Linked DNA regions of Mus musculus: region 1 is linked to region 2. The links are chromatin loops, found by intact Hi-C in ENCODE. Cell type or tissue: left cerebral cortex. All regions are shown on one strand. Links, peaks and the distances in the headings refer to the core of each region. The heading gives the core; the rest is flanking DNA. Region 1 holds the start of Gucy1b1 (guanylate cyclase 1, soluble, beta 1). Region 2 holds the start of Gucy1a1 (guanylate cyclase 1, soluble, alpha 1).

Region 1 (15,903 bases), core at 6,960-9,459, 69 kb after region 2:
GTGAGGATGTGGAGAAAGAGGAAACCTCCTCCGTTGTTGGTGGGATTGCAAGGTTGTACAACCACTCTGGAAATCAGTCTGGCGGTTCCTCAGAAACTTGGACATAGTACTACTGGAGGATCCCGCAATACCTCTCCTGGGCATATATCCAGAAGATGCTCCAACAGGTAAGAAGGACACATGTTCCTAGCAGCCTTATTTATAATAGCCAGAAGCTGGAAAGAACCCAGATGCCCCTCACTACTCCTTAAGTACTCTCTCTTTCCTGTCTGTCACCTTGAGAGCTGGGCATATCCTATCTTTGACTCATTTTGTCAAGTCTTTCTCTGGTTTGTCACTTTGTCTGCCCCTCACCTAGCTGTCACTTTCAAATTTGGCTGTCAACTTCACCTTAAAGGTGTATACTAAGGGTGTGTCTGTATTTCAGTGAGAGAAATTAAAGGTCTGTGGCATGTCTGCATTCCAGACAGATCATACAGACACAGTAGGTCTTTAGATGGAATTCCTTTTGAGCAGATATGTTGCTGGATTAAAAAAATCCCTCTATATAATTCCTTTAGACGGTTGTAATCCATACATCACATTGACCTGATGATTTCTTTATTTTTATAATACTTTTATTAAGGTAAGTATAATCTTTGTACAGTTTATGCTTCTCTCACCAACTTTTTAGTCTATTTTAAAGTTTTGTAAGCTATATAATCATGTTGTTTTACTCTGTTCTGTGTTCTTTTTGTTTAACTCAGCCATAGTTTGTTTCTGTCTATTACTATGTAGAACTATGATGAAAAAGACAAAAAAAAATTCTCTGAGCATTCTGGAGAGACAAACTTTTGAAAAAATAAGAAAAATTGTTTCTCTGGTAGAGAAGTGAGTTCTAATAATAATGAGGTTGTTTCTTCAACAAAACACAAGGCCAATAAGAGAATAGGAATTTGATATAGTCATAAGAGTTATGTATGAAGAAGTTCTGCTGATATTGGCAATCTGTAATATTTAACTGGAAATATAATCTGGACACTGATCTTAGGGCCTTAGTAAGCTTGGACTGCTGTTAGACATCCTGAAGGCATAATTTACCAACACATTATTGCTCACCAGTCCTGAGGCTGGTAATCCAAGACCACAGTGACAGCAAATTTAATTCCTGGTGAGGGCCCTGTGTCCTGATCCAATGTGCTGCTGGTTTAGGAAATAACCATTATATATTTTTTGAACATCTGATTCCGTGATTGGTAGATCTGTTTGGAAAGGTTACAGAGTAGTGAACTCTTGCTGGAGGAAGTACATTCCTGAGAGAAGACTTAGAGAGGTGGGGCCTTGTCCCACTTTCAGTTCATTCTTCAAGTTTATAATTGAAGATATGAACTCTCAGCTTTTTGTTCCAGTTGCTGTCTGCTATGCTTCTCCCACCATTATGGACTCTCTCTCTCTGCAAAAATAAGCTCACATAAATTCTTGCTTCTATAAATTGTCTCAATTGAATTTCATCACAGCAACAGAAAAGAAATAAATACACCTGCTTGTTCGCATATCTCTCTCACACAGTGGAGAAAAGCTTAGCCCCTCTCATCTTCTGTAAACTCTTGTCACATTTCACAAGCCCTGCTTCCATGCTTTTCTCTTCATCCACTTACCTGTCATGGACCCTGAATAACATCATATTGGCTCTCCTGGGTTTAATAAATAAATTTTAGAGGGGTATACACATTCAGGCCATGCATACTCTCTGAATTATTTCAGAATTTGTTTCAGAAACAAATCGCTAGCTAGAGTTTGCCACTATAACAAATTCCACAACTTTGGTGGGTTGTGACCATAGAAATTTTCATTTTGTAATTCTACAGACCAGACTTCCTAAAATCAAGGTGTCATCTAGGCTACTTTTAGGGGGAATTTCTAGAGGTAATCAACTCCTTGCAGCATCTAGACATCACCTGTGCCTGTTGGTTCACAGCCTCTTCAAACTATTGTTCCTACCTTTTACTTTAAATTCCCTTTTGAAATTTTGATTCAGTTTCAATACTTCAGAGAAATGTCCCCATATCAGTGTTCTTGAAATAATCACATTTTCTACCTGCCTATTACTGTGTCATTTGATAACTTCATAGGCTGTGGAGATGAGTGTATAGACTTTTGACAAGATAGGATCTTATTCTCTCTCCTATAAGTGCTAGCTCAGTACTGGTGACTCAGTTCTGTCAACTCTGCTGTTTTTACATGTGAGTAACTCTTTTCTTCCTGGAAGTCAGTTTTAATGTTCATTCAGATGGAAGAAACCACTGACTTCCACGGGACACCTAAAGAGTGAGTCTGCTCTTAAAGATCAATTATTCATGGGCATTTTAAATAGTCTCTTGGCAAGAATAAAACTGAAAGAAATCAATTCCAAAGACAAAATAAATAAGAGCTGCTCCACAAGCTGAATTCATTTAATTTAGAAGATAATGAATTAAGACAGACCCCAGAGTGGACTAACTTTGTTTCACATGGATTAATGGAATCACACACATCTGGGCCCACTGTTCTGTTGACATTGGCTACTGCTTCTTGAGCTCCATCGAGAATAAGGGAAGGGATGATGAATCCGGCTTATGTACGCTGTAATGCTGGTATGAGGTTTAAGTGCATTGTTTTTAACTCAAATGGAACATGTGTGAATAAGAATTATTTGTATTTTTAACAAACACAATACTTAAATGGATTATGAAGCTCCCAATTGATAAGAGTTTGCTACATGTAAAGCACTATATGTCCTTTAAAATATTGTTACATTGAATACCCTTGATTTCCTTATGTTAGAAGAAGAAATTAGTGTTTCATAAGATTCACAGTTGCCAAAGAGCAGGACTTCTGTGAATATCATTCTCTTGTCTCCTTCATGAATTTCTCTCTCATGGAGAATGTTTAATAGCCAATGAATTCAGTCAGTGATATGATAAAATAGAACATCAGATGTACATTATCATACCATATACACAGTCCTTTCATATATACTACTTCATCTCAAGAACACCATGAAAAAATGGATATAAGAATCCCATTTACAGAGCCTTAATTTTTTAGAGACATTAAGTGAAGCATAGAGAGTTGACCATGAATCTTTCAAACTTACATAGACAATTGCAGTTAATTCCCTTCTCAACTCTTTATAGCCATGTGGGTACAGTAACAAACATTGGCTGTTGATCCTAACATACAAAGGACAGCTTACTGTAAGGAAAGAAGCCTGGGTTTGAGTCAGTGCTCTCCAATGTGTCACTAGATGACTTTATTCACATGCCAGTCTTACTCCCCTGGTATGAGGTGAGAAAAGGAAAATAACTTTTACCTGATGTATACAAGAGGAGGTGATGGATACTGTCACTTTGTCACCTGCTAAGAATTTTAGGAGCAAAATTTGCTTTTAACTGAGTATCATGTTGTCTCACACTTTTCAACTGTGTGCTGATGCTCCCAAGAGCAGCATCGTTCACAGTCCTTTGCATGTGGGTAAACTGCCTTAGGGTTTTCTCTTCCCATTTTGCAGTTAGATATCCTTTGGCACATAGAGGAACTATAATATAGCGATACCAAAATTCACAGCTAACAATCTTTTAGGATGAGTTCTAAATGACTTCTTGTTCAAAGGGCATTTTTTGGAAGAATGCTATTGTTTGTATTCAATACAATTGTGTCTCATTTCAATGAAATTGCTGACATCAGAATTCTTAAAGACTGGCCAGGTGATTCGGCATCACCAGATGATGGTAGAGGGTGAGGGCATCATCAAATATGGACAGCCAACTGACAGGCAGCAAAGTAGTTCTAAATTATGTAATAAAGATTTTTTGAAAAAAGTGGAATTTACAAGGAACTACACAAATGAACTTAGAAGATTCAGGATCTCCTTTCAAGTTTTGACACAAAATGGTGTTCTTTAGTTTGTGGCCTTTTGCTTAATCAATTACTAACTAATGACATACAATCAATAAATAAATGCTTGATACTTAGGAAAATTTTCCAGAACAATTTTTCTTTTGATCATCCATGAATTGTTAAGAAAAATGACCAACTGATTGTTCTGGTTAGCTTCAGTGACTGATAGATAGAGCCTACTTACCACAGAATAGAGTCTCAATTGAGGTATTGTTCAAATCAGAATGACCAATGGACATGTTCAAGAGAGGTTGTCTTGATTTTAATTGATTTAGGAGATCCATGCCCACTCTGAAGAGTGCAATTCCCTCGGTGAGTAGTACTGGGCTGTATAAGAAAGCTAGTTAAACAGGAGCCTGTGCTAAACCCAAGCAAAGTTTCTTCAAGGTCTCTTGAGCTGTGGGGAAAGGGTATGTGATGATGATGTAGCCCATTTAGGGCTGAGCATTCCCCAGACTCTTATTCTTTGTTTGCTGATCCATCATGGTTCTCCCTCCATGTTATTCACCATCTACTACACGAAAAGTTTTTCTGATGATGGTTGAGAGATATTGCAAGAAGTCATTCGAAAATGTCTTAATGCTGTTTTTATTTAGCAGAATAATAATACTAGGGTCCATGACCCATCCAGGCATTTTGTTCCCATTTTGGACCCAGTTAATAGTACTATACATGTGTTCTTTCTTAAGAATCTAAGTAATTTGATTTTTATTTTCCTTTTATATAAAACCACATGGGAAGCTATCATTTTGAATCAGAATTCCTCTTTGTTCAAAGCATCCTGAAATCCTTGCATTAAGTTTTGGGTGAATTTTAGCATGATTTGTAAGAAGAGATATGAATATTGCATACCTATGTAATGCTGGTACCAGGAGCTCAAAGAAATAATAATAATAATTTGGTTTTGGACTTTGCCAGTTAAAGAAGCATGTGAATTGAAGCAAGTCATCCTCTAAGTCCTGGTTCAAATGACAACATGCTGCTCTTCAAACCCTGACTGCATTACAGGAAAAAAAGAGAAAAGTGTTATCATTCGTAAAGCACATGCACAGGTCTGAGGGTACTGCCTCCCGAGTGCTGGGATTAAAGGCATGTGCCACCACGCCCGGCCCCTATGCTCTCCAGAAGGCTTGTTACTCTCATATTGATTTGAAAAGCCTTGCACACAATAGTCCCCGTTAGGATTGCTCTTGTGCACTTTGAATTCAGATGCTGAGTTCTGTACCTCAAGATCAGGTTGCAGTCTGGACATGGGCATTGTAAGGACCAATGAGCTACAAAGAATGCTCCCCAGTAATCTCTGATTGGGTAAGAAATAGGCTAGAGCCTGTGACTGGGCATGAGGAAGAGGAAGGTGGGACTTGAGATTGAGTGGGGGACAGAATCTCAGCTTGGAGCCATGAGGAGAAGGGAAAAGGGAAGGGAAGGAGGAAGTGGCAGTGAGGCAGGATAGACCATGAGCATGTGACCAATAGAAAATTTCCCCGAGGATATACATGGAGCAGAGCCAACAGAGCAAGACTCACTTGGCAAGTAACATAGGGCATATAGCTGGGATATAGGATAGAGTAGCTCACACTCTGCCCAGTTTAGGCTTACAGCTCGTTAATAAAAACACTGGATTTCTGTGTGTGGAGGCTTGAGTATGCCTAGCCGATAGAGTGGCCCTATTTGGAGGTGCAGGCTTGTTGTAGTTGATGTGCCACTGTGGGCTTGGGCTTTAAAACCCTCAATCTAGCTGCCTGGAAGCCAATCTTCTCCAAGCTGCCCTCAGATGAAGAGATAGAATTCTCAGCTCGTAGTTCGCCATCTATGCCTGGACACTGCCATGCTCCCACCTTTATGATAATGGACTGGACCTCTGAACCTATAGGTCTACTCCAATTAAATGTCATTTAAGAGTTGTCTTGGTCATGGTGTCTCTTCACAGCAGTAAGACAATAACTAAGATATTGTGTCTTTTATTCTGGCTAGAGTGGGGCAGAACCCCCCACCATAAAATTATTTTTATAAATCTCATTATTATCAATTTTTAAACCTCCCAAAAATTGTTTCTATTAGCTGAAAATATGAGCCCCTCCAGCTGACATTCCTAAAAGCCACTCTTTACTTCCTGTTTATTTTCATCCAACAGACTGATCAGCAAACAGTGTTGGCTTTGAGGTCATCCAAGTCTATTCCTAAGTTCCTACCTCCCCCACCCCCCTTTAACTGATTCTCCTCAGCTTGGAACTTACAGAGAAGGATGCAGCATAATGTTTCTGTGAGTAAGACATAAGTTACTTACTTTCATAGTCTCGCTTCTGTGCTCCTCAGTCAACAGTAGTGTCACTGAGGTTGGTGGTCACACAAGTGTGGTCACCCTTTTGGGGCTCTGTATGGCTGTTGAGAACTCTCTTGGTTCTCAGAATCATGTGCTTTGTGGTATCTTGTGAATGGAATAAAAATTAGTAAAGGGCTAGTGAACAAAATGTGCCTGTAAATTCAGAGAGAGAGTGGGGGGGGGAGGGGGAGGGAGAGGGAGGGGTCAGAAAACAAACAACTTAAGCCATTTACAAGTACAAGTATGTGCTGACAGAGACAATACGTGCAAAAGACAATTGAATTAAAAATGAGAACGGACATTCAAATTAGAGAGATAGACACAGGAGCTGGAGGAAAGGAAGGAGGGTGTAAAGAAGGAGGGAGGAAAGGAAGGAGGGTGTAAAGAAGGAAGGAGAGTCTGAATGCTCCCCTCACATCTTTTCCAAGTGAATTTTTAGTGGTTTTCATGCCTAAAGAAATGCTTTTCTCTCCCTCTTTTCTGTCTAAGCATAGTGTAGGGCACATACCACTGTACAACGCCCACAGAGACAGTGCAGGTACTCTACTCTGCTTGTCATAGGAGAAGAGACAAAGGTAGCATATGTATGTGTATGGATATGTGTTGGAACCTTTTGATTCCAACAATTGTGGAATCAAAAGGTTCAGTAGGTGTTGTGTAGAAAACTTTTCTTGAGGAGACACAGTGAATATTTCTACTGTCTTTAGAGTGAGAAGCCAGGACAGATGAGTAATGATTACATCACTGTCCACCTTGGAGAACCAATGAGTTTTGGGACTATGGATGAGTGCATACTTACAGAAGGGACAGCTTGAAAGTAAGAAAGAGGAGAGAGAGAGAGAGAGAGAGAGAGAGAGAGAGAGAGAGAGAGAGAGGAAGGAAGAGAGAAAGAGAGAGAGGGGGAGGAAGGAAGGAAGAGAGAAAGAAAGAAAGAAAGAAAGAAAGAAAGAAAGAAAGAAAGAAAGAAAGAAAGAGGGAAGGAGAAAGGGAAGGAGGGAAGGAGGGAGGGAGGGAGAAAGACATACTGGAGAGGGATGAAATGTTCACACATTTGTAATGGGCCCTTGGATGGATGGATGGATGGATGGATGGATGGGTGGGTGGGTGGGTGGACTGATGGACAGACAGACAAACAGACAAAACAGAAATACAAGACAAATCTAAAACTTCTGGAATTCTAACTCCTGGGTTGTAATATGGCCTGTCCTGTAAAGTTCACAGACAAGATGGCTTAACGTTTTGCTCACAATTATGTTTGCACATGAAGTATCTATCCTCCAAGAAGATACATGAAGTATCTATCCTCCGAGAAGGTACTTGAGAGCATATTCCCCAGCTGGGAAATACCAGTTTGGAAACTTCTGGAAGCCTTTTTGGAGTTTGTAAGTAGACCACTGTGGGTGTCCTTGGGAACTGTAAGCCTCTACTGGGCCCACCTGTGTGTCTCTGTAATGAACTAAACAGCCTCGGCCATTCTCTCAGCCACCATGGAGTTGGGCTGTTCCACACGCCCCAAAGCAACGGAGACAAAAAAAAAAGCGAAAACAAAAACAAAAAACGATGGATCTCTAAAAACCACAGGCAAAAACATGAATTCTGCTGGTTAATGTCAGGTATTTTGTCTCAATGGCAAAAAGTCTAATGCAGTTGCTAAACCTCTTGTATATTACAAAACATCTTAGTTTGTGCACTTGATTATTAACTTAATTGACTAAAAGTAAAAATGTTAATTTTGTAGGATTAGCTATGTTTGCCAGCTGTTGCTAGGTAAAGCAACAGAGGAAATGTTTATGTGCATAACTACAAAAAACATGACGATGTTAATCAACACTGGGCGCGCGCGCGCGCACACACACACACACACACACACACACACACACACACACACACGCCCAAGCTCTAGGACATTAGAACAGATGTACGAGGATGACAATGACAATACCCCATCCATGCTGGAAGGAGCACAGCTGGTTCTGTTCTATCTGCCTTAAGGCCTCAAAAGAAATGACTTGTCACCAGACTGGGGCGGGAAAATGTTTGAGCACAGTAGCTCTGAGCCCATCTGAATTCCCTCCTCTGTCACTGATTGGCTAAGATATGGGAAGAAACAGCGCCCAGCCTCCTGCGGCTCCACTCGTCATTGGCTGAGAAGAGGTGGCAATCAGAGTTGGCCGAGACTGATGCCCTAGCTTCAGCTCTGTGCTGGTCTGGGAGCACTGTCGCCGCTGTAGTCGCTGTCTGGGTCCCTTCCGCGGTACTCTTGCCTGGAAGCTGCTTCCTAGGCTCCGGGCGCGGACACCATGGTGAGTGCTGTCAGGATGGTCAGCGGAACATCACACCTGAGCGGGTGGACCTTGACTGGCTAGAGAGCTGGCTGAGATGCAGAAACAAGCCCCAGGGCACACAGAGCGGAGGGCCGCGAGGAACAGCGCTTTTGGTGGGAGGTGGGGACATATGATCTGCTGGAGTGCTCCGAGTCTCTGGGTCTGGTTGGGTCCCCACCACTCAACCCCAGCCTCCAACTTCTGGGGATTCTGGGTTCCACGGGCAGGGTGGTGTGGGAAGCTCAGGGCTCAGGTTCCTGAGCTACCCCTGTTGCACCACGGTGACAGGTGAGCAGGGGTAAGAAGATGGGGGAGGGGAAAGGGACGACGAGAATTCAAAGATCCCGCAGAGTCCCCCCTTTTAGAATAGGGTACCCGAAAGCTTATCCTGAAGGCGAATGACAGGTCAGAGGCACCGGGTGGAAGACCGGGTTGCAAGGCGCGGGTCCTTGACCACGGTCTCTCTCTCTGCCCTTCAGTACGGTTTCGTGAACCATGCCCTGGAGCTGCTGGTGATCCGCAATTATGGTCCCGAGGTGTGGGAAGACATCAAGTAAGTGAACAGCCCCGCTCCCAGGGCCGCGCGTTGGCACCGAGCCCGCGCCCGCCCGCTTCCCTGGCTGCTCCCAGCAGGGTCGTGGTGCGCATCCTCCGGTCTCCTCTCCCACGCTCCGAAGCCGGGACCAGGAGAGGAGGGTAGGCCGGGGCGTGGCCGCGTGATCAAGCCCCTTGGGGTCGCTGCGGCCTCTTCACCCGGACTGAGCGTGGGAACACCCAGACAGGCAGAGCACTGTGACTCCCAGGCCAGGTTCAGAGGGTTGGCTAGCTCCCATGCAAGGGGACCTGGGGGCTTCCTGGGCCTCTGCAAGGTCTTAGGATCAGAGGCAGGAAATGAACAGAAGATTCGCTTTCTTTTGCGATTTGCACACCAGGAACACGTAATATGGTTAAATCATTTGGTTATGGTATAGTACACTCAAAGATTATTTCTCCAGTAAGTCATGAGAAACCGATATGTAATAAAGGGACATTTTCCCTTTAACTTGCCCAAATCACCCTTGCTTTGCTGTGTTTTCTTCTGGCAACCCTAGCAGGGCATCCTAGTTTCTGTAGAGCTTTGAGTCTGGTACTCAGATAAGACGAGAAAATAGACTTATCTGAGATTTTAAGGCCCAAGGCATCTCTTAAGCTTTCTGTAGGTCTAAGGAGGAGGTTTATTGGGGATTGAAGCCAGAACCTTGTCCTTGACAGGCAAACACAATGCCACTGAACTTTATGTCTGGCCTTTATGTTTTTGAGACGGGATCTCCCTACACACAGCGTAGGCTGTCCTGGAACTGCCAATCTTCTGCCCTCTCCTAGTGCAGGTTTTAGAGAAATGCATCATCAAGCCTAGCGGAGCATTGCAATCTAACAGACTTATCTTTCCCCCTCTCTCTTGTTGAAACTTGGATTTAACTCCTGTATATCTGAGTGCCACTACCAACTATAGTACAGTCACACACTGGAATTACCACGTTCTGTCTGGGTAGCGTTGGTGGGGATTAGAGAAGGACAGAGGGGAACAGGTTTCTATTATTTGTTGAGTTCCTGCACCCACCGATGCACATTCGTCCTTGCTATTTTTCTCAGCACCTTTTTATAAGCAATCAATTTCAACATGCCTCATTATGTAGTAAGAGGATGGTGATTTTCTGTGTGTATCTGTTTCCATAGAAATGACCAGGTCTATAATTTAAGCGTTAAAACCCAGCATCTCCCTCCAGCTCTCTTGTGTTTGAGCTTTAATTCACATTCCATAAGCCATCTGTGTTATCCACACTTGTATTATCCACAGGGCACTGCTGCATCCGATAAAAAAGAGGTCAGGATGTGGAAGTTATCATTTTTTCAAAGTAAATTCTAAGAAGGAAGGCTGCTTTGTGTTTGCAATTTTCTTTCAACTTTATTCTTTTCCTTCATAATTGTCATTTTCTCTGGAGACAGTATAGGAAAGGCAGACACCGAGAACAAGCCCTTCCAGGGCAACCAAGCATGGGGATGTCTGTAAGCCACTCTGTGACTGCACAAAGGCAGCATCCACATCCCCCAGACATTAACCTCTCATCTTTAAAACGGAAATCCCCAAAGTTCATGATGGATGAACTATAACAACAGATATGTTTAGGATTTAAAGAATACCAACATGTTTATCTTTAAAATTAAATTGTCAAGGGATTTGTTCATGGTGATTATAATCTAAAAATAAATACATTTTACTGATGATAACTTTCAAATGGTGGCTGAAAATAATACACATTACTTCAAGTAATTTGTACGTACATACATACATATATACATACATACACACACACACATACATACATACATACATACATACACATACACATACACACACAGAGGGAGGGAGGGAGAGGTAGAGGTAGAGACAGAGAGGAGATGAGACCAGTTCCTGTTATGTAGCTTTGGATGTGTGGAAATTACCATGCAGATGAGTTTAGCCTTGTTCTTCCTGTCTTCCTGTCCTTGCCTCTCATGTGTCTGGACCACAATCACGTGCTCTCACCATGAGAAGAAGTACCACTGAGCACGATTCTTAGGTTGATCGAGTGCTAATAATTACGAGCAAGGTCACATGGGTGGTTTTCTCTGCAATTACTTGTAAGGACAGTGCCCTTGTAATAGAGAAATAGAACCAGTGTTGGCTACCTGGTTGCTTGTTTTCTCTTTTTAGGAAGGCATCTTTTATTGTTGGCATGGGTGCAGTTTTGTATATTGCTGGGGAGTCTGGCTTGGGTCTCTGGATCTAGAGGATTAAAACTGTTCCTTGCTACCCTGCCTAGTTTCCCAACAGGTTGTTGAATGCCTCCTGGAAGAGCGTTTGCCTAATCAGCAAATGTCCACTAAGGATGAGGGAGATGTAACTGCTAAGGGTGCTGTCATGAAGGTGTCTCCTCCCCTTCCAGCCCAGCCCAGAGCATTTCTGCAGCTATTGGCCCAAGATGCTTTCCGTTTTAACTTCTTATGGAAAACAATATATGAGAGAACTTTTTATCCTTTTTCCCCATCTGTGTTATCCACACTTGTATTATCCACAGGGCACTGCTGCATCCGATAAAAAAAGAGGTCAGGATGTGGAAGTTACCATTTTATCAAACTAAATTCTAAGAAGGAAGACAACCTTTTTTGTCTTCCTTTATAATTTGTGAAAAACTATAAATAACTATAGGATGTTTTGTAATATTTTTGAAGTTTAATAAGAAGTGGGCATTCATTCTTTATGAGAAAGGAAGCAAAACATTAAATGACAAATAAAACTCTAAGTGTCAGGTTCCAGACAGAAAATTCTAGATGACTAAGAGCAGAAAATATCTCCTTGTAAACTCAGGGTCTGCACAGACTATGACCAATAGCATCACCACTTCACAAGCATGGTGTCTCTTCTTCTCAGGACAAAGAAAAATCGCTCAGGAACCTTCTCTTAAAAAGAAAGACAGAAAGGATTTAGTGTCTGTGCCCAAGTCTGGAGACCAGGCATTGTGAATGTATATGCATAACTACTCAAATGCAACAGTATAAACATGTAAGCATTGTAAGCTCTTATACTAGGCAACATCTGGATCCAACATCCCCACCCACTTCTGATCTACACAATAACATAAGAGGGCAAGAAGTTGCCTCAGATCTTGCTTTGCAAATTTTGAATCTTCAGATGATCCTCTTAAGAAGCTGATTCCTAAGTGATGAGAAAAAATATCTATCATCCATTTAGAAAATGTAATCAGATTTTATGTATATTAGATACAATCTAAAGGCTTGATAGGCCTTTCTCTATTATCCTGGTGTCAGCCCTGGTTGATGTGGTAATTGTATTGTGTCAGTGAGCTCTGAGATTCTTTGCCTACCTTGGAATTTATATGTATTCTAAAGCTGGATTCAAAAGGCTGGAAATTCTAAGATGGTTAAAAGTCTATTGAAAACAAGTGACAGCTGAAGATGTAGCTCAGTGGTAGGAGCCAATACCAAAACACCACACACACACACTCACACACACTCACACACACAAACACACACACATACACACACACTCTCACACACACACATACACACACACTCACACACACATACACACATGCACACACACATATACACACTCTCACACACACACATACACACACATACACACACTCACACACACATACACACATACACACACACACACACACACACACACACACACTCACACACACACACACACATGCACCCCTTTCAGAAAACTACTTCTTTGCCTACCCGTAAGCAGGACAAAGTATTGGTTACTTTGTGCCTGATTTTTCTGAGAAATTAGAGATAAGCAATTAGATGTAAATGCTGGCCTGAAAACTGTAAGTTCTATAATGATGTAATAGCTTTGTTAATTACTAGATTCTGTTGTCAATTTGCTGTCAGTCAATATGTTTTGTAGGGCTTTTGTCAATTTGCTACATACTTAATTCATTAGTCCTCCTTCTCTTTCGTCTATTGTCAAGCTTATCTTTAGTGAACATAGTTTAGTACTTCAGGCACTGAGGGTAGAAAAGCAAATGATGTCATTCTTGTCTTGAAAAGTCTGTGATATGAGGATATTTTTAGTCTTACTCATTTTTTATAAAATTTCTCTGTCACTCAAATAAGGAAATGACTTGACTGTTAGATAGCATGTACTGATCTTCCTCTTTGAAACTCATATATATATATAGTATAATTTGCTAATTAGGAATGAATATTAGGGTCCAAACAAGCATTCTTTAAGAAAGAAAGAAAGAAAGAAAGAAAGAAAGAAAGAAAGAAAGAAAGAAAGAAAGAAAGAAAAGAAAATTACATGGCTCCCTAACCTGCCTAAACTTTCCAAGTCTCAGTTATATGTGTAAAAAAGTTAATGTGTTAGGTTGTTGCAGTACATACAATATTGTCTGAAAAATGCTTAATGTGGTTCTTAAATAGCTTTGGAAGAAACAGTGACTATTGTTTTCCAATTCTCCCTGGTAACTGGGCTTTTCGTCATCTTTCTTCCGCAGCACACCTGAAAGATGTGAAGCTCCTTTTGAGTAAAGGCAGCCTGGGTCTAGGGGTGTGATGGATGCTAGAGAGCTTGCTTTAGCACCTCACACCCAAACAAAACACTAAGAACAGTTGTGTCTGCATGCTGTTTCCACCTAAGCGTTTCCTATCTTCTGGTGTAAGGCCTCAGGTCATTTCTCATTTCTCTCATCCCATTCATGCACTGGCTGCTCTAATTGGTTTTGAATTATCTCCTGGCCTTTCTTCTTTCCCCTTGGTCCTTATCATCTTCTCTTGCCCTACTCTAAAACAACCCTCTTGCCATGTCTGTCATGGGCTCATACTCCACATTGTACAGATTATTAGAAAATGATTATTTCACTATACCATCTACATTGCGATTCTTTAAGCCACTCCCCAGACCCTAATCCCTTCTGCTTTTTTACATTCATGATGGAATGAGTTATATTTCTACATATCTCTATACCACAGTTCAAGTAGGAAAAAGCCTATGCGTTTTTTAATATGGATGACACTTCATATTATAAAGGTATTTTCACCTTCTAGAGTTGTTTCCTTTGTATGTATTTTCAGCTGAGACCTGTAACATCCATTGGAAGAAGGAAATGACTTTCAAGCTCAGTGTGTTTGCCATTGTTGTGTTTCTTTTTTCCACTATGAAGTTGCATTTTGAAGAAATTAAATGACTGTCTGTCAAGAGCATTATGAGTAGGAAGGGACCACTCCTCTGATACCAGGCTTCAAGCTCCTACAAGTATTTTCCAAAGAGAGTTATCTAATATAAATATAAAATATTTATTTTATTACTCAAAACAACCCATGCAAAAAATTAAACAAAATTATATAAAGAAATTTATATAAAATATAAATAAATTAAATAAATAAGCTCTGGGTTAGGAATGAGACATTTTTCTGTAGTAAAATCTTCCAAGTTAACATGAAAGCCAGAGGAAGACTCAGAATGTATATTTGCTTGATGCTAGGGAACTGAATGCCTAATTGTGAACCACCTCACACAGCTGCTGGTGAGCTGTCTGAACTGGGTCTTCTAGAACCCAGACCACTTTGGGAACAACATGGTTCTTGTATGGTAAGGCAGACCATAGCATTGTTTTGATTGGTTTGTTTTATGATCTGCAGCAACCCTCTGGCTGCTCTTGGGAAGTGTTCATTGCCCAATATTCTTCTTTGTTGTGTGTTAAATGTATACCAGAACCATATTAGCTTGGTGTGTTTTTGTACATTGCAATGAGGACTATAAGAGAAACCAGAAAGACTTTCCTACTAAGTCAAGATTTGATGGCAGCAAACATTAACTAAACATGGCTGCTGTTTGCAAGAGCGATGTCCTTTGTATTCCATTTTTTTTCTCTAGAATCGGGGACCTGGCAAATGTTTCTGTCTAACATGTTGGAAGGGGATCGTTAGGGGTTGATGCTACGCAGATGTCTACAGGAAAGCACACTTAAGGAAATGAGTACTATAAAGAAGAATCTCCAGTTCAGTTCCCTAGCGACAGTGCAGACTTGAAGTCTTGCAGCTTTTGTGTTCACTGTTTTGCTTCTTTAAGCACTGAAGAAGAAACAGTAGGAGAACACTGCTGTTATTATTACTTGTATCTAGAAAAATATAAGACCTTTTTTCTTCATAAACTATGTCAATGATGGTAAGATCTAAGTATGACAGTGCAATTGAGGCTAAGGTCAATATGCATTATCCCATTTATCCTGAGCATCTCTCCTTGCGGACTGATCTCAGCTACTCAATCATGCTGAGGTTTAGAGTTTGGTACACATGGTCCCAGTTAGGGCTCCTTTTTCCCATATCCCCTCTTGGTTCCGTAAATATCTCCTTCTCAGCTTTGATATAGCACAGTGAGAGCTGTTAAAGGAACCATCTTATGTGTCCAGTCCAGCATGGTACCTTCCCTTTCTAGTACATGAGTTAGTTGATAATTATGCTTGAAATGATTCATTTAATATCTGACCCACCTCACTAGGATCTGGCCTTTTTACTATTCTTAGAGAAAACCCTTTCACACACCTGTCTGTATTTCTCTCTTTCTCCATGAAAATGATACATACATATGTCTATGAATTGTTTTACAGTATTAATTGAATAAAATAGAGAATATGTGAATAACACATATTTATCCTCTCTCTCTCTCTCTCTCTCTCTCTCTCTCTCTCTCTCTCTCTCTCTCTCTCTCTGTGTGTGTGTGTGTGTGTGTGTGTGTGTGTGTGTGTATCTAGATACTTAATTTGTAGGATGCTGGTC
Region 2 (15,903 bases), core at 6,353-8,852:
TGCTAATCTCTATGTTGAAAGCTGGCACTGATTTCTTATTTACAAAATAGAAAAGTCAAGAGCATAGTGTATAATTCAGTGGTAGAGTACTTGGCTTGTGTAGATGAGGACTTTTGATTGATCCTCAGCACCATAAAAATAAAGAAGTGCTGGAGAGATAAACCAGTGGTTAAGACTGTTGTTATAGCAAAGACCCAGGTTTTCTTCCCAATGCCCACATAGTGGCTCACAACCATCTGTAACTCTAATTCCAGGAGATCCAATGCCCTCTGAGGACACCAAGTAAGCATGAAGTGCAGGTAAAATACTCACAAAATTTTAATAAATAATCTAGTTAAGAATAAATAAAATAAAACTGGAGTGGAGGTAAGACTGAAATGTGTGTGTGTGTGTGTGTGTGTGTGAGAAATATATATATATATATATATATATATATATATATATATATATATATAGAGAGAGAGAGAGAGAGAGAGAGAGAGAGAGAGAGCATCAAACACTCAAACACATATAAACCAAAATCTATCTTCCAATGTTCAATTAATTTACGGAGCTTGGAGTCCTTGTAAAAATGTAAGGTTTGGGTAAGAGTGACCAGGCTAGAGGGGGAAAGCATTACTGAAAAGAAAGGAAATGAGGAGCCCACTTAAAATAAGCTGTTAATTATAGATATCTTCTTATAGATTTTCGTTATTCTTTCTCGTAGAAATCATGGGCTTACTTTGCTGAATTCTTGCTTTAAAACTAGTCAGCATTTTTTATGGGGTATTTTAGGTATTTACATTTCAAATGTTATCCCCTTTTCCTGTTTTCCCTCAGGAGCCCCATCCCATCCCCTCTCCCCCTGCTTCTATGAGGATGCTCCCCCTCCCACCTACTCCCACCTCACCACCCTGGCATTCCCCTAGGACTCTCCTCCAATTGATGTCAGACAATGCTATCCTCTGCTACATATGCAGCTGGAGCCATGGGTCCCTCCAAGTGTACTCTTTGGTTGGTGGTTTAGTCCCTAGGAGCTCTGGAGGTACTGGTTGGTTGATATTGTTGCTTTTCCTATGGGGTTGCAAACCCCCTCAGCTCCTTCAATCCTTTCTCTAGCTCCTCCATTGGGGTCTCCTTACTCAATCCAATGGTTGTCTGTGAGCATCCATCTCTGTATTTGTCAGGCTCTGGCAGAGACTCTCAGGAGACAGCTATATCAGGCTCCTGTCATCAAGCACTCCTTGGTATCTGCAATAGTGTCGGGGTTTGGTGTCTATATATGAGATGGATCCCCAGGTAGGGCAGTCTCTGGATGGTCTTTCCATTAGTCTCTGCTCCACACTTTGTTCTTCCACATTTCCTTTAGACAGGAGCCATTCTTGGTTTAAAATTTGGAAATGAGTGTGTGAACCCATCCCCAAACTGGGGGGGGGGGGTCTTGCTTAACCTCTCAATATGGTCTCTACAGGTTCTCCCTCCCATTTGTTAGGCATTCTAGCTAATCTCTAGTCAACTTTCATTTGTGAGGAATATTTTATGGATCTACCATGAGGACCTGAGTTCAAATCCCAAGAACCCACATATAAATGAGTGATTAGGGCTCTCACTGGAGATTGCTGGCCACTGATTTAGCTTCAATTTCTGTTAGAGACCTTATTTTAAGGGAATAAAGTAGGCAGCATCAAAAACAGCTACCTAATATCCTCCTCTGTTCTCTGGGCATGTACATACATCACATACAAATACTACTCTCTCTCTCTCTCTCTCTCTCTCTCTCTCTCTCACACACACACACACACACACACACACACACACACAAATACTTCTCTCTCTCTCCCTCTCTCTCCCCCCCTCTCTCACTCCCCTCTCTCTCGCTCACATATCTTTCTATCTTTCCCACCCTTTCTCCTTCTATCTCTCTTTTTTTCCTACACACACACACACACACACACACACACACACACACACACACACAGAGGACTTTTTGAATTTTCTAGTTCCATGTTGCTTAACAGTCTTGGCACCAGTCTGCCTGTTTCATTCGCTTCAACATGCAGAAAGAAGATATAAGGATAAAGCTTCAAGACTCAGCTGAGAAATCTCTGCTAAACATGGAACATTATTATGGCCACATGCTATACACTTTGGCTAAACGTCTTAGCACTGTGTAGCAGGGGTGCTCTTCCAGAAAGTCTCCCTTAACACTTCGCCCACTGCCATCTACATCCACAGGTAATGCTCAGTTTATCTTTTTATCCACAGTCTGTTCCTAATATTTATGTGTTCTCTAACCTGACAGGTTTTAATTCCACCATGATTCTTACCTGAGATCCCTACCAACATTCATATTTGCATTTCTTTTGAAACTGTTATTGACAAAAATCTAGGCTTTTCAAAAGCTGACTAGATAAAATTTGCCCATACTCTACTATTTTCTATTTCCAAAGACATTTATTTGTTCAATTACAGCCTGCCTACCATACTATCAAAATACTCAGTGAATTTCCTGTTTGTTGTCATAACAAATAACTCCTAATAGTGCTTTAAAAAGTCAGAGTTGCTAACTGATGAGACTGAAATCAGGGTGACAAGGAGGCATCTTTCTTTTTTGGACAATCCACGATAAAATAATTTCCCTTTATCCCTTTTGGGGCAGCAGCATTCTAGCTTCTTCCCATTCTCAAGGCTGGAAAGCATCCATGAAGCCTTTCTCCCACAGTCTCACTCCTGCTGTCTTACTTAGTCTCCATCTTCCTGTCTCCTTTCTTTTATAAGGATCTGTATAATTACACTGGATCCACATAGGCACCATGGTGTAATTTCATCTGCACCCTTTGTTTCCCTTTCATTTTATTCTTATTTTGAAGATAAAATCACTTTCATAGGCTTTTTTGGTTCAACAAGAGAAACCACAGAAATCCTGGGAGACTTGATACATTTTAAAATAAATAGTGGATCACTCAAGAAGTAAGAGTGGATATTTAAAAATCCTAGAGTCAAATGCAAATGAGGGACCAACAAGATAATGGAATCTACAGAACACTGGGGGGGGGGGATGCGGGGGGTGGGGGGAGAAGGAGGAGGAGAAGAAAGGGAGAGGGACTGGGAGAAGGAGAGAGGGAGAGGGATAGAGTTTCAAACAAACAACTTAATGATACAGCTCAAGGCTCTTGAAAAGCAACAAGAAATCAATGTCAAACCCAGTAGATGGCAAGAGATAAGAGATTAGCAAAGAAATAGGAATAGAATTGGGAATGAAATAGAGACTAAAAGAACAACACACAAAACCAAACAGACAAGAGTTCTTTGTAAAAGATAATAAGATTGAGAATCCATTAGCCAATCTGTCAAAAACAAGGAAGAAGAAACAACCCATCAAAATGAGACCTGAAAACAGTGTACATGTAACAGAGCCTAATAAAATTCAGAATCCCATTAGGGGATATTCTGAAGACATAAACCTCCACAAGCTAAAAAAATTTAGAAGTTTATGAGTGTTTAAATGCATAATATCTATCAAAATTAAAGCCAGAAGATACAAATAATATAAACAAATCCATTACAAACAATGAAGTTGGAACTAAAGTTTCCCCTTCCAGGAAAGCCCAGGACAGGACAGATTTGCTGCTCAACTCTATGACCCTTTATTCATTTAAATTCCATTTTTTTCATTAAACTTCATTATTAAGAACTTATGGGGAAAAAATGCGGAAACTTAACCAGGCCAAAAGTCATCACAATGAACTTCTGTGCCGTTGGAATAGCCAGTGGAAGCTGTGAACTTCCTAATTATTCCAGTATATTCACTGTCGAATATATTTTTATGTACTTATTGCTTATAATGGGTCTATTTAACTTATTGACATTTTTGCAAAGGGAGAGGAGGTTATAGAGGGCTCGGTTTGCACTGAGAAACTGTATTTGTTAACATTTATGGTAAACTCTCATGACTTTGCTATTTGTCCCTAGCTTGCCTCCTCTCCATACACACACATCTTTACCTGGTTGGTTGAATTCCTTTTTTCCTTTTCTCTTTCTCTCTTCCCAATCCTGACTACTAGGAAAGCCTTTGAACAGAAAAAGTTGACAAAAAGCCTAGTCCCACATTACTGACATTCCTGAAAGCTGCCCCAACCCCCCTCACCTGAAGTCAGCACTCACCAAGGCCTCCCTCAGGAGTTCTGCATGTGGCAGACGCATCCTTTTTTTTTTTTTTTTTTTTTTTTTTTTTTTTTGCCTACAGTTTATACAAAACTTCCTTGCCATAGTCTTCCTGAGACTTCTTCTGTTTTCTATTCTCAATAGAGTGAAGACACATGGGCTTTCCCCTACATGCCATCCTTATATCAGTGTCAGATCTGAAGATGCTGTAAGACTAAAGTGTCCCTTATCTGCTCAGCACGTCCTATCTCAGAAGGGAAGGACCATGGGAAAGAGGGACATCAGTGTAGAAAGGTAGCTCAGGAGTCCTTACATGAACAGTACAGCAGAGACAGCACCCTGTGCCCTCTGCATCCTCCTGCACTCCACTCACCTTTACCTTCTACCCCATCTTATCTCCTGGCCACCACACCACCACCTTGCCACCTGCCTGTGGCCCTTTGTTCAGTCTCCTCTGCTACCAACAAGCAGTTCCTTCCACATATCCTCTTGCAAAACTGAAGGGCCCTTCAAGATCCCACACTGACACCATTATTTCAGAAACATTTTATCTGTCAGAGGGATGCCCCCCCCCCCACATGAATGTTTCTGTCATGTTTTATTTACTTTAAAACTGATAGGGCTGGCTGCTTTACATTATGAGTCCCTTTGTTTTTGTTTCCTTTTGGGCCTTACGTTCATGGTCTGAGAATAGATTTCACTTTTCCTGCTGAACTAAGAGAAGTTCATGAATTGCTCTGGGAGTAAGAGAAGCTTTGGAAATGACAAGAAAATAACAACAAAACCCAAAACAGAACCAGCAAAGGACCTACGAGGTTTGGTTCCATCTTAAGGCCAAAGTTTCCCTGGTTCCTGTAGCTGTCTTGGCATTTCTGGCTAATTCTGTTTCTGTCTACTCCCATCCATTCTTTAGGACAATTCTTATGGTTGTTTTCACTGGACAAAACGTTTCTCATATGAGTGGGGCCTCCTCAGTGAGACCAGAGTCGATGATGAGTCGAAAGTAGATATGTCAAGATAACTTTTTGTCTTAGACTTCTTGGACTTGGAGGATTAAAAAGACACCAGGAGTAAGTGTGTGTGTGTGTGTGTGTGTGTGTGTGTGCATTTTTGTGTGTACACATATGTGTGTATGAACAATGATTTAAAAATAAAAGAACAGTTATGCACACACACATGCATTAACAGCAAATAGGGCTGAGTGTAGTGAACCAAATAGAGGCAAGACCTTACTCAAAAAAAAAAAAATATTCTTGTGACCACAAAATTACCTTTGAAATGAGTAGAGTAGCCTCAAACCTAAAAGCCAGGCCACCAAAGCCACCCAAGGAGAAAGAAAGTTCCCCACCAGGTTTCAGATTCAGGAAACTACAGTGGTTCTGCACCAGCTTGTACTAGAGAAAATGTTTTTAGTTTTAATGTGCCAACTTTTCAACTTTTCTTAGAGTCTCTTTTTTTCTCTTCCTTGTCCCCTTCCCTGCTATGTGTGTGTGTGTGTGTGTGTGTGTGTGTGTGTGTGTGTGTGTGTGTGTGTGTGTGTGTGTCTGCCTTTGGTGGTTTGGAGGATGGCGACTGGGCGGGAGCAGACTCAGTTCTCTAGCTGAGCCTGGGAGAAGTGGGAGGGACTCAGAGCCGCGGGTTTCTCACACACCGCCTTCTAGGCAGCCCTCCTCCAGTGCCTGCCAGCCGGACCGGACCCCAAGGCGAAGAGCAGCAGTGCACAGCCTGGGGAGCCAGCGGAGCAAAGACACCTTTGGCCCGATGCCCCTGGCCTCCTGTGATCGCATCATGGTGGGTTCGCTCAGCTGTTTGCTTTTCTACTGTTTGGGGACTGGAGAAGGGGACGAGGCACGGTACTGAGACGTGGGAAGAAGTCCTGTGCGGCAGGGAAGAGACAGACTAGAATTCTTTGGGTCATGGCAGGGAAAAACAAAGGCGAGAAGTGACTACAGCACGGTGGGAACCAGCTCTGGGGGTGTTTCGTGGGTCCCTCCGCGCCACTAGCGCAGGTTAACCATGATGTGCTCTGTGTGGCCTTGAGTGCCCTGGGTGAACCCGCTCGGGACCGACAGGTGCGACTCCAGTGTCACCTCTCAGTCCATCACCAGCGCCACCGCCCTTCATCTGTGATCTAGTGCGGCTGTGCTCTGCTGGGTGGCAGCTCCAGGAGGTTGCGGTCCCCAGGTCTGGATATCACTAAGTAAGTGATAGCGGTGCCCTCGCTGGCCGGCCGGGACTCCCTGTGCATACAGCCCTCTACCAAGTCTTGGCTAAATCCTTTCCCACACCCTCCCCTGATCTCGTTCACCCCTGGGAAGCAAGATCACTGTTCCCACGCTGGGGAGAAGCGAGGAAGGGACTCCCGGGAGGGATAGCGGTCAGGGAGCAGCTATGGCTGAGCTCTGTGGTCCCGCAGTGGGAACGTGCGAGGCGTGGGCGACTGTCTCCCACGCAAGGCCGCCAGCCCTGGGCAGCTGGGTGGCATCCTTCACTCGGGAGCAATTCAAGGACGCCAGGACCTAAGAGTCCAGCTTGTGGCCCTCATGCGGGCTTTCCTCCGAGGATGGAGGAGCTGCTCAAAGCCCCAGAGTATACAAACTGCAAAGTTCCAGCCACTGCTGGGACCAGAGCAAAGTGTGCCTGCACAAAGGGTATGTGAGTGTGACTGCTTCTAAGCTGCTTTTCTCTTATTATTGACTGAGATGCATTGGAAGGTAATGGCCAGGCATCACAACATTCTCCCGGGCCTATCTGAGTTGACAGCCTGTCCTGGGTCCACAGTGTTATCTCTAAGTGAGTTTTGTGTGAGGGGCTGCATCCCAGTGTGGTCACATGATTCCAGGGTATGGGTTTCCTGAGCCTTTCTTTTGCTTTCTGGGAGTTATTCCTTCGTTTTGCATTTAAAAAGCACTTTACATTTTCTGAGGTAAATCAAATGGCTGCCAGCTCGCTCTCAGAAGTGATTAGATGCCTCTTGATTTCCAACATATTGCATGGTTTAGAGGAAGATAGATTACCTACATTTAAATTATCATAATGGTTTTTTAGGGTCATCGGTTCCAAAATAATTCTTGTCTATATTCGGACTAGTGCCAGGCTTAGTCGGAGCCCTGCTCACCTTTTCTATTGCATGCTCTCGGAGACACTTCAAGATGAGCAGTTTTGAGTTTTTGTTCATAATGAAAGAAAGAGCAATCTGTTGTTTTTCCTAGACTGTTGTCCCCCTTCAGGAAGTATCATGTCAGGTAGCAGTGATCAAGGGTGGCAAAGGACGATGACATGAAACTGGAGTTCTGAAGCAACTCTAGTACTTGGCCTTTACCGATTATTAAATGGTCTGGTCCATGTATTTATTTGAGGAGTCTTGTAGTCTCAGAAACTATACTCAAATATTTGAGCTGTTGCACTTTTAGGGAGATGGAAAAAACTCCGCTGCAGTACTGGCATTTAGAACCCCACAGCAAAATAACGACAGAAGTTAACACCGATAAGCTGAACATTTTCTGGTCCGAATCTTAGCCTCTGTACAAAAGGGTGTGGATGCAGACTAGCAGAAGACTTCAAGGGTTGTGCTACATACAATAGCTAAACATTTCAAATGCTGGTGAGGAGCAGGAGGGTGAGGAAACTGTATACACTACCTGGGAAAATGTAAACTTGGGAAGCTACTGTGGATGTCAGAATGGAGGTTCCTCAACATACCTAAAAATAGAAATACCACATGATTGAGCTCTACTCCTTCAGGTATATACAGGAAAGAGTTTGTGTCAGCCCACTGCTGAGATAATTACTAGACCCAGTAGCCAAGATATGGAGCCGTTCCAGTGCCTAGCAACAAGTGAATGGATGAAGATCATGCGGGATGTGTGCATGCTGGGTAGTTACACATTTGTTCCTCCATAGAGTGGAATAGAATTATGATGTTTTCATAGAAATGAATGGCAGTGGACAGCCGTAAGACATAACAGACATTCTCATATGCAGTCTAGAGTTCTATATGTGTATGAATGAAATGACTGTGAGAAGGGAGGGAAGGAGGGAGCCAAAGAGAAGAGGAGTGGAGACAAAGAGAACAACTGGATCTGTACAATGTGAAAACACAAGGAGAAACCATTTTAAGGAAAGAGAAGACCCACAGGATGGGGAGGGCAGTGGGCAACTCTGAACACTGTATACTATACACATACATATACACAAAAAGGCCACAATGAAATCCCATGCTTTGTATACTGAATAAACCAATAAAAGAAGAAAATTAATAGGAAATAGACTCATAAATAAAGTATTAAATGTATCGCTTAGCAAGCTTAGTGCTGTGATGTTTACTTAATAGAAGTGTGTGGTGCGTCGATGGGTAGATTTTGTTTCTACCTGCACAGTAAGATCGTTCCAGTTTAAGACAGAAAATAAAAATACATTTTTCTCACTGAAATATAAAGTAGTTTTGCTTACTATGGTGTCTCGCAATGCATGACACAGAAACAGCCTCATGAAGACCTCATTGTATATGTTCAGGTATCTTCTGCCATTTGAGCATGAGAAAAGAAATATGGAATTATGGTTTATATCCAGAAATGGGAAACAATTCACAGTACTTAGTGCCAGTGTCTCATAACTATGGCTTATTAGGAAATCTTGTTTCAAGACATTCTGAAAAGTTGTTTTAATGTGTAGACTTCCCTACAAGCTTAAATGATGACACTAAATTATGCTGTTATGAGTAATAGATCAGTAGAATACTTAGAGGATTAAAATTTCAATAATTTGTCATAGATATTTTCAGGCTTAAGAAACATCTTTTATTGAACAGTTAAAATCATGTAACACTGGATTGTATCAGAAACCATGAAAGAAACATGACTTCTCTTATTTACATTTGCTAGCACTACTTAGTGTGTGTCTAGGGGAGGGGAGAATATTGACTTTGTCTATAAGTTAGTTTAAGATAGCAGGATACGTTCTTCCAAGTCTCTAGTGAATTTTTAAGAAATAAACACCAAATAATTAGCTTTAAGAATGAGTCTCCTTAAGTGAGAGGAAACGGAAAGGTAGAGTAATATTTGGACAAAACAAAACAAACTCTATTATTGATGGGGGCAGGGAGAATTGTAGTAAATGGTGTTTTAGAATTACTTTCAGTGTCAGATGCTCAGGGAAATTGCTTGTTTTCCTTTGCTTTGGGAGGATATCCAACTTTTATGGAACTATTTTTATGCCACTTGATTAGAGCTATTCACCCGAGGGACTTTCCTCGGGCATCCTATGGGTTGTTTCTGCACATTTGTAGAAGGGATTGTCTCTCATTCGAGCCATCCATAGTGACAGCGATTGTTCTTTCCAGGCTGCCTAGGTCTAGCCTCTGCTGAATGACTGGGCAGCAGTTTCTTTAGCTGTCACACCTATATTTTTGAATCACTCAACTTAGTGGAGGCTGAGCTGCTTTCTTGTCCATCCTGTATCCTACCTGATTCCTCCTCTTCATTATAATTCTGATTTTCATTTATCTATTTTGTGGGTGTGTGCATGTACATAGGCATGTGCATGTATGGGTATGTTCATACCATGGCATACATGTGGAAGCCAGAGGATATCTTTCCGGTACCTGGTCATCTATTATGTGAGTCTAGGGATCAAGTTCACAACCTCAGCTGTTGTGTCAAGAACCTTTGCCTACTGAGCCATCGCATGAGCTTTCTTATTCTTTTATCTTTCTTCACTATATCTTGGAAGTACTTTATTATATATAATATATATTTTCCCCCCTCTGCTGTGAGTCTAGGTCAGCAGGCTTACACTTCCTCTAGCCTGTGCCTGTGGTTTTTAAGCTTCCTTGCCTGGCATGTTTTCTACCTAGTATTAATCGTTTGTTAAACCAGACCTTTCTTTCTATAAAATGGAAGCTAGCTCTGACTCACTTACCCACTACTCCTACATAGTAAGGATTAGCAAGAAGTCAACAAGAGAGGATGGTTGAAAGCAGGGTAGGTAAACTCCCACTTTCACTCTGAGGCCACCTTAGCTTTGTAACCCTTTCTGTTTTGTTACATGACACCGGAGATGTCTGTTTCAATATCTGCATCTCTAACCAACCCTAGCTCTCTATCATTGGATTCACAAAAACTTGCATGGCACACAGTAGGTGTCTAGAGCTATGATTTGCTGGTCCTGTGTTAAGGTATTTTGTGTCTCGTGCCTAAGGTTATATTATTCAAGAACAGCATGCAGAGCACAGTGCTTGTTTAGGGAACACTTGGGTGGATTGCTCAGAGCACGGCTGTGCCCGTGTCCTTCCGTGCTTTTACATAGACTCTTCTGCTTGTTCAGAACCACCTGATCTACGATTTCTGTCACCAATTGCACTCTCAACCATCATGCCTGTTACCCACCTCCACTATGCATGCATTGACCTTCTGAGCACTTCCTCTTCCTTTTAATCCAGACGAACAGAGGCTTTGCAGGCTGCTTTCCAGTCTTCCTATGTGGTCAGGGCTTCACTCAGCATCTACTAATGTGATTGGTCTATATTTAGCCTTGATCTTCGCCTCCTCTACTCTCTTAAAGGACCATCAAGTTCGGAGTCTCCTGTGGTTCTCAACACTTTAAGCCTCAACAACAACAAAAACAAACCCTTAAAAGATCCATCATCCTTTTTGAGCAAATCCTCCTGTCCTTTCAAAAACTTTCCTAACTTAAAACTACTTTATATCTTTCTTTCCCATTCTTCTCCTCTTTTTAAAGGTTTTCTATTTTTACCAGCCCAAAATTAGACTACAATTTCAACTTTGTTCCACTCCCAAATCTTTACCCAAAGATCCAAAAGACACTGTCAACTTCCTTGAAATGTCTGTTTTAAAGCCTTCCTTGCTGTGGCTGAAGCTAGAGGAGTAATTCAGCTGCCTCTACCACCAGCTGACCTGCTTTGCCTTTAGATCAATGGATACTTAATGGGTATCATTGATTTTTTTTTTTAAACACTGACAAGGCTGTGAAGTTAGATTTTCTTCTTGATTTATTATGTACCTATCATCTACACACAGTATACGTTCTAGATTTTTATCAATTTTTTTAGTTTATTCAGATAACCCTCAGTCTTTATTATTAGTAAAGTGATCATATTTCTTAATTTCAATTAGAAATATTGAGTTCACCTTTTACAAATTATTGTAAGGCTCCTTTGAGTTGGTCTTTCTTTGATAGGCCAGTTTTGAACATAAAGACTGTTTTCTTGCACCAAATGACATATTGCTTAGTTTTTAGTATTTATTTACTTTTGCTTTTTGAGTAAAATTCTTTTACATGTAACAGACCTTGTAATTTCTGAGATAATATTCAGAGATTTTATGCATATTGATGGGGGGCGCTATTCACTATAGGGAAATTTCTCCATTGAATGGACTTTTGGCTTCACAGTCAGTATAGCTCTCACCGCTGAGCACACACACATGTGAAGACTGTGGTAATGCTGTCAGGTGCACTGGTTCATCTCCACTGGATGCTGTATTGTAAATCCGCGCATCTGTCTCCATTTCTCTTTCCTTTCCTTTCTTCCTTCCTCTCCTTTTTACTTTGTTCTTCTCTCTCTTTCATTTTTCATTTCACATTCTTACTATAGCACTGATTCCCACATCTCTTTTGCATATTCTTTTACAAATGCATTACTTTCCCCCAAGTTTATGTCTGGCTGCCTGATTTGGACTCACTATGGCCTTGAACTTTCAATGCTCCTGCTTTGAAATACCTAGGGCTTGTATTAGAGGTGGGTTGCTCATATACCTGGTTTAATTTAGGAATTAAAATGCAGACTTAGCCACTTAGCACAACTATATTTAACTTTATTCTTAGCTGGTAATAATATTTCCTAATTCCAGGTAGAAAGATTGAGGTCACTTTTGACAAACTATTGTAAGGCTCATTTGAATGGGTTTTTCTTTGGTAACTCAAAAGAAATGTCAGAGTCTCTTTGTATTCCAATTTGATAATATAGATTGAACATTTCTCTCCATAAATGCATGAACAAATTTTAGCAGTATATAGTTTATCCCACTAGCTGTAGAATTAAGAGTAGGAGAGACCATCAACGTGGTCCCAGACACTTCTTTCTGTTTCAGGGTCATCAGTGAATTGATCCTCTTACAAGGCATTCTTGCAGGTTTCTTTCTTTTCTTAGTTTTAATTTGAATATTCCAAGAGTTTACCTGGTCATATTTCTGACTGGAATCTATTTCCATTTTTGGCAGATTGATAATAAGTAACTTTATGAAAAACCAACAGCAGTAACACTGGGTTCAATTATAATGAGCTGTAACCAACATGTCACATTTCACTGCTTAGATAGTTTTTTTTTTTTTTTTTTTTTTTTGGTTTTTTGGTTTTTTGAGACAGGGTTTCTCTATATAGCCCTGGCTGTCCTGGAACTCACTTTGTAGACCAGGCTGTACTGGAACTCAGAAATCCGCCTGTCTCTACCTCCCAAGTGCTGGGATTAAAGGTGTGTACCACCAACCACCGCCTGGCTGATGGTATGTTTTTAAGAATCATTTTGTAATCATGTGTGGTGTTAGTGTTGAGCTCTCTGGTGAGAGTCAGTGGAACACACTCTCATGTTGAAAGTCTTCTGATAGAGCTCACTGTATCAGAACTAGTGACCTAGCACTCATGATCCTCCTGCCTCAGCTTCCAGAGTATTATGATCACACTTACCCCACCCAAATGCACCACCATTGTAATTTTTAAAATACATTGGCAAGTTCACTATCAATGTATCAAATATATGGTCAATTACATTATCTCCCCCACAAATTCTGTTGGTACTCTGTAGTATATTTTTTCCCTTTCTTTGGACTTAAACTCACTTAGAAGGTTTTATCGCATTGTAAAACTGAAATGATATAATTCTTATCCTACCTTTTGTCTCAATATTAACATCCATGACACCGAGTCTAGAGTCACACAGACTGTCTGCGGATGCAGTACAATTTGACCTTCTTTGTCTCCTTGAAAGCAGAACACTTCCCACATCTAATAAAAACGCCATCATTACTGCTTTATCTAGCCACCAGTAACAGGAATCAAAAGACAATTTTTGTTATTGTAAGTTTCAAAAGCTTCGGTTCGTTTCATGCTTTGTAATTTACGATGCCCTTCTTAGCAGACCAGCCGCTCTTTTGTTCTTCACTCAATAAAGTTTATTACAGATTATTCTTGTCACTGGGGAGACACAACCACGTTGATGACACAGTCCTTGATTGGAAGGAATTTAAAGTCTGCACATGGCAGCTAGTGAAAGCAAGAAATAGTCTCGAAATTACACATGTCAGCCCTTAACGAGCAGCTTGATATGTGTGTGGCAGTTTTAATGGGTTCTGAAGAACTGAGAAGGGAGACAGCTCCGCAGTGGAAAAACTGAGGAACAAGTTCCAAGGACAAACCAGGACAAGGCCAGGGGATTGGATTCCACGCTTATATTTTAGCATACTGGGGAGTACGTGCCAGGCAGAGGACTAAGCAAGAGGCACTACAGGGAGCAAGCGAGTGGGCATGAGAGTAGCCCAGGCATTTTGCAAATCACAGCTCATTTTCTTTTGAGGCAAAGTCTTACTCTGACTGGCCTGGCCCTAACTCAAGTCTCAGTCCTTAGAGTAGCTACAACTGTGTATAACTGCCTGGTGGAACCTCTTCCTTAGGACAGAGCATTTCTGCTTACTCTGTCCTGGTGTTGTTGGTTTCTTCCTCTTTTCTTCTTCTTCTTCTTCTTCTTCTTCTTCTTCTTCTTCTTCTTCTTCTTCTTCTTCTTCTTCTTCTTCTTCTTCTTCTCCTTCTCCTTCTCCTTCTCCTTCTCCTTCTCCTTCTCCTTCTCCTTCTCCTTCTCCTTCTCCTTCTCCTTCTCCTTCTCCTTCTCCTTCTCCTTCTCCTTCTCCTTCTCCTTCTCCTTCTCCTTCTCCTTCTCTTCCTCCTCCTCCTCCTCCTCCTCCTCCTCCTCCTCCTCCTCCTTTCTTCTTTTTCCTCTAATTTTGGAAGAGCCACATCGTTTTCTGCTTTACAGTTTCAGCTTTCCTGTTGTCCAATTCTGAATTGCATGTCTTGTTACACATTTTCACAACACCCTGTACTTTCCCTGTATGTTCTCTTACTATATTATAATTGTATTTGGAATTGTCTTTTCCTCATTAGGATGATTTGGGTAGGAGATGTTAGCCTAAGCCCTCATTTTCTGCACAGACACTTAAGGAGAAGTGCTGAATGTCTCATAAGCGCACAGTGAAATGTGTGGGGTGATTTGTGAGGCTTGGAGCCATGAGATTATCTCGGAGTACGTTTGTGCAAGGCACTCAAGATAAGAAGGGATTAGATCACAAGACCAGGATGCTAGGCAGAGTATTTGCTTCATTAGGTAATGTTGAACTATACCATGCTTTTATAAAGTTGGGGGATGGGTGTTAAGGTGTACATATCAGTTTTGATTACACATTCATAAATCATTTCTAGTCTTCACAGTTCTAAATTTAATTTGGCAATTAATCATAATATTGTCTGGTATCTTTACATTCTGTTTCAGTCCTCTTACGAGGCTGTAAGAAATGGTCATAGACAGCAAAGCTTTCATTCATGAAGGATCCTAAAGAGCCCTAAGCATGCATACCATCATGCAAGGACTAAGTGGTGGGAGGCAAACATTCAAGCCTTGTCTGATGCTGTGTCTTCGTAGTAGTAAAATTCCTCGGCTTGAATTCTGCATGATTGGGTTAAGGATGCTTATTTTTCTAGTCTAAACACACACACACACACACACACACACACACACACACACACACACACACACACACACACACACAGAGAGAGAGAGAGAGAGAGAGAGAGAGAGAGAGAGAGAGAAATTGTTAAGTGCTTAGTCTTGGTTGTCAGTCACCGAAATGCAGCTTCAGAAATGCTTTCTTAGAAGCAGTTAAATATATATTAGAATAGTCTTCTTACCCTTGGTTTTGATTTCTGTAGATCTTATTTCTGAAAATATTAAATAGAAGATTTGAGAAATAAACAATCCTTAAGTTTTCTATAACTTCTATGGCAATGTATTATTATATAGTTTATTATAGCATAATATTTCCCATCTCTTGCTCTGTTCAATTTAGAAGTCAAATGTTATCATAGATATATGTATAGATAGTAAAAATAACAGCATGCATAACTTTGGTCTGAGAGTATTTATGATTTCAAGAATCTGAGAAATCTCTTAAAATGTTTCCCTATCAACAAAGGGATTATAGGATTGAGTTCCTATAGCACTGATAAAGAGACTTCAATATTTCATTGGCAGAGGTAATCTGTGAATCTGTGCATTTGTTATCAGGACACTTCATAAAAGTATCTGCTTGTGTAAAGTATTTAGAAGGTGGTACACATGGCAGGGAAGGAGATTTGGATAGACGCAATAAATTGATCAGCACTGGAGATTACAAAATTTAGGTCTTCCTACACAATATCCCTTTTGTTCTGTGCTCATTGGAGACAGAGCACCACCAAGTTGCCTAGGTTAGCCCCCAGTTCATTCTGTAACCCAAGCTGTCTTGAACTCAAGACTCTGCCTCTCAAGTGCTAGGACATTCCACTATAACTAACTCAAAACAAGGTATTTTTACACCAGATTGGCTGTATATGTTTGTAAATGTGATTGACATAGAGCAGAATTCTTTAAGACACTTTAAAATGTCTTGAAAGATATGCAGTCACTAATTATAGCTGGCATTCCTCCTTGCCCTCTTG

Evidence for each region. A loop is a pair of places that touch in the nucleus more often than their neighbours do. Peaks named below come from ENCODE experiments on the same cell type or tissue, not always from the same donor. Only the 100,000 strongest peaks of a DNase experiment are listed, where the experiment ranks them.
Region 1: a loop joins it to region 2, with 2.8 times the contacts of the local background. A loop is called at or near these places in 6 of 42 quality-filtered maps.

What each region holds. Positions count from the first base shown.
Region 1 is chr3:82,067,213-82,083,115 of GRCm38, reverse strand. Gucy1b1 (guanylate cyclase 1, soluble, beta 1) reads left to right here and starts at 8,405. Exons shown (of 14, transcript NM_017469.4): 1 at 8,405-8,544; 2 at 9,045-9,118. The coding sequence starts at 8,542. In left cerebral cortex, for the core only: CTCF peaks have their summits at 8,459 and 9,306; DNase peaks (open chromatin) are centred at 8,383 and 9,191; H3K4me3 peaks cover 1,098 bases; H3K27ac peaks cover 1,033 bases.
Region 2 is chr3:82,135,703-82,151,605 of GRCm38, reverse strand. Gucy1a1 (guanylate cyclase 1, soluble, alpha 1) reads left to right here and starts at 5,660. Exons shown (of 9, transcript NM_021896.6): 1 at 5,660-5,934. It overlaps Gm29921 (a long non-coding RNA gene), which reads left to right. Exons shown (of 9, transcript XR_867373.2): 6 at 1-299; 7 at 2,040-2,214; 8 at 4,838-4,958; 9 at 5,057-5,208. In left cerebral cortex, for the core only: a CTCF peak has its summit at 7,379; DNase peaks (open chromatin) are centred at 6,508, 6,805, 6,996 and 8,058; H3K4me3 peaks cover 2,311 bases; H3K27ac peaks cover 1,132 bases.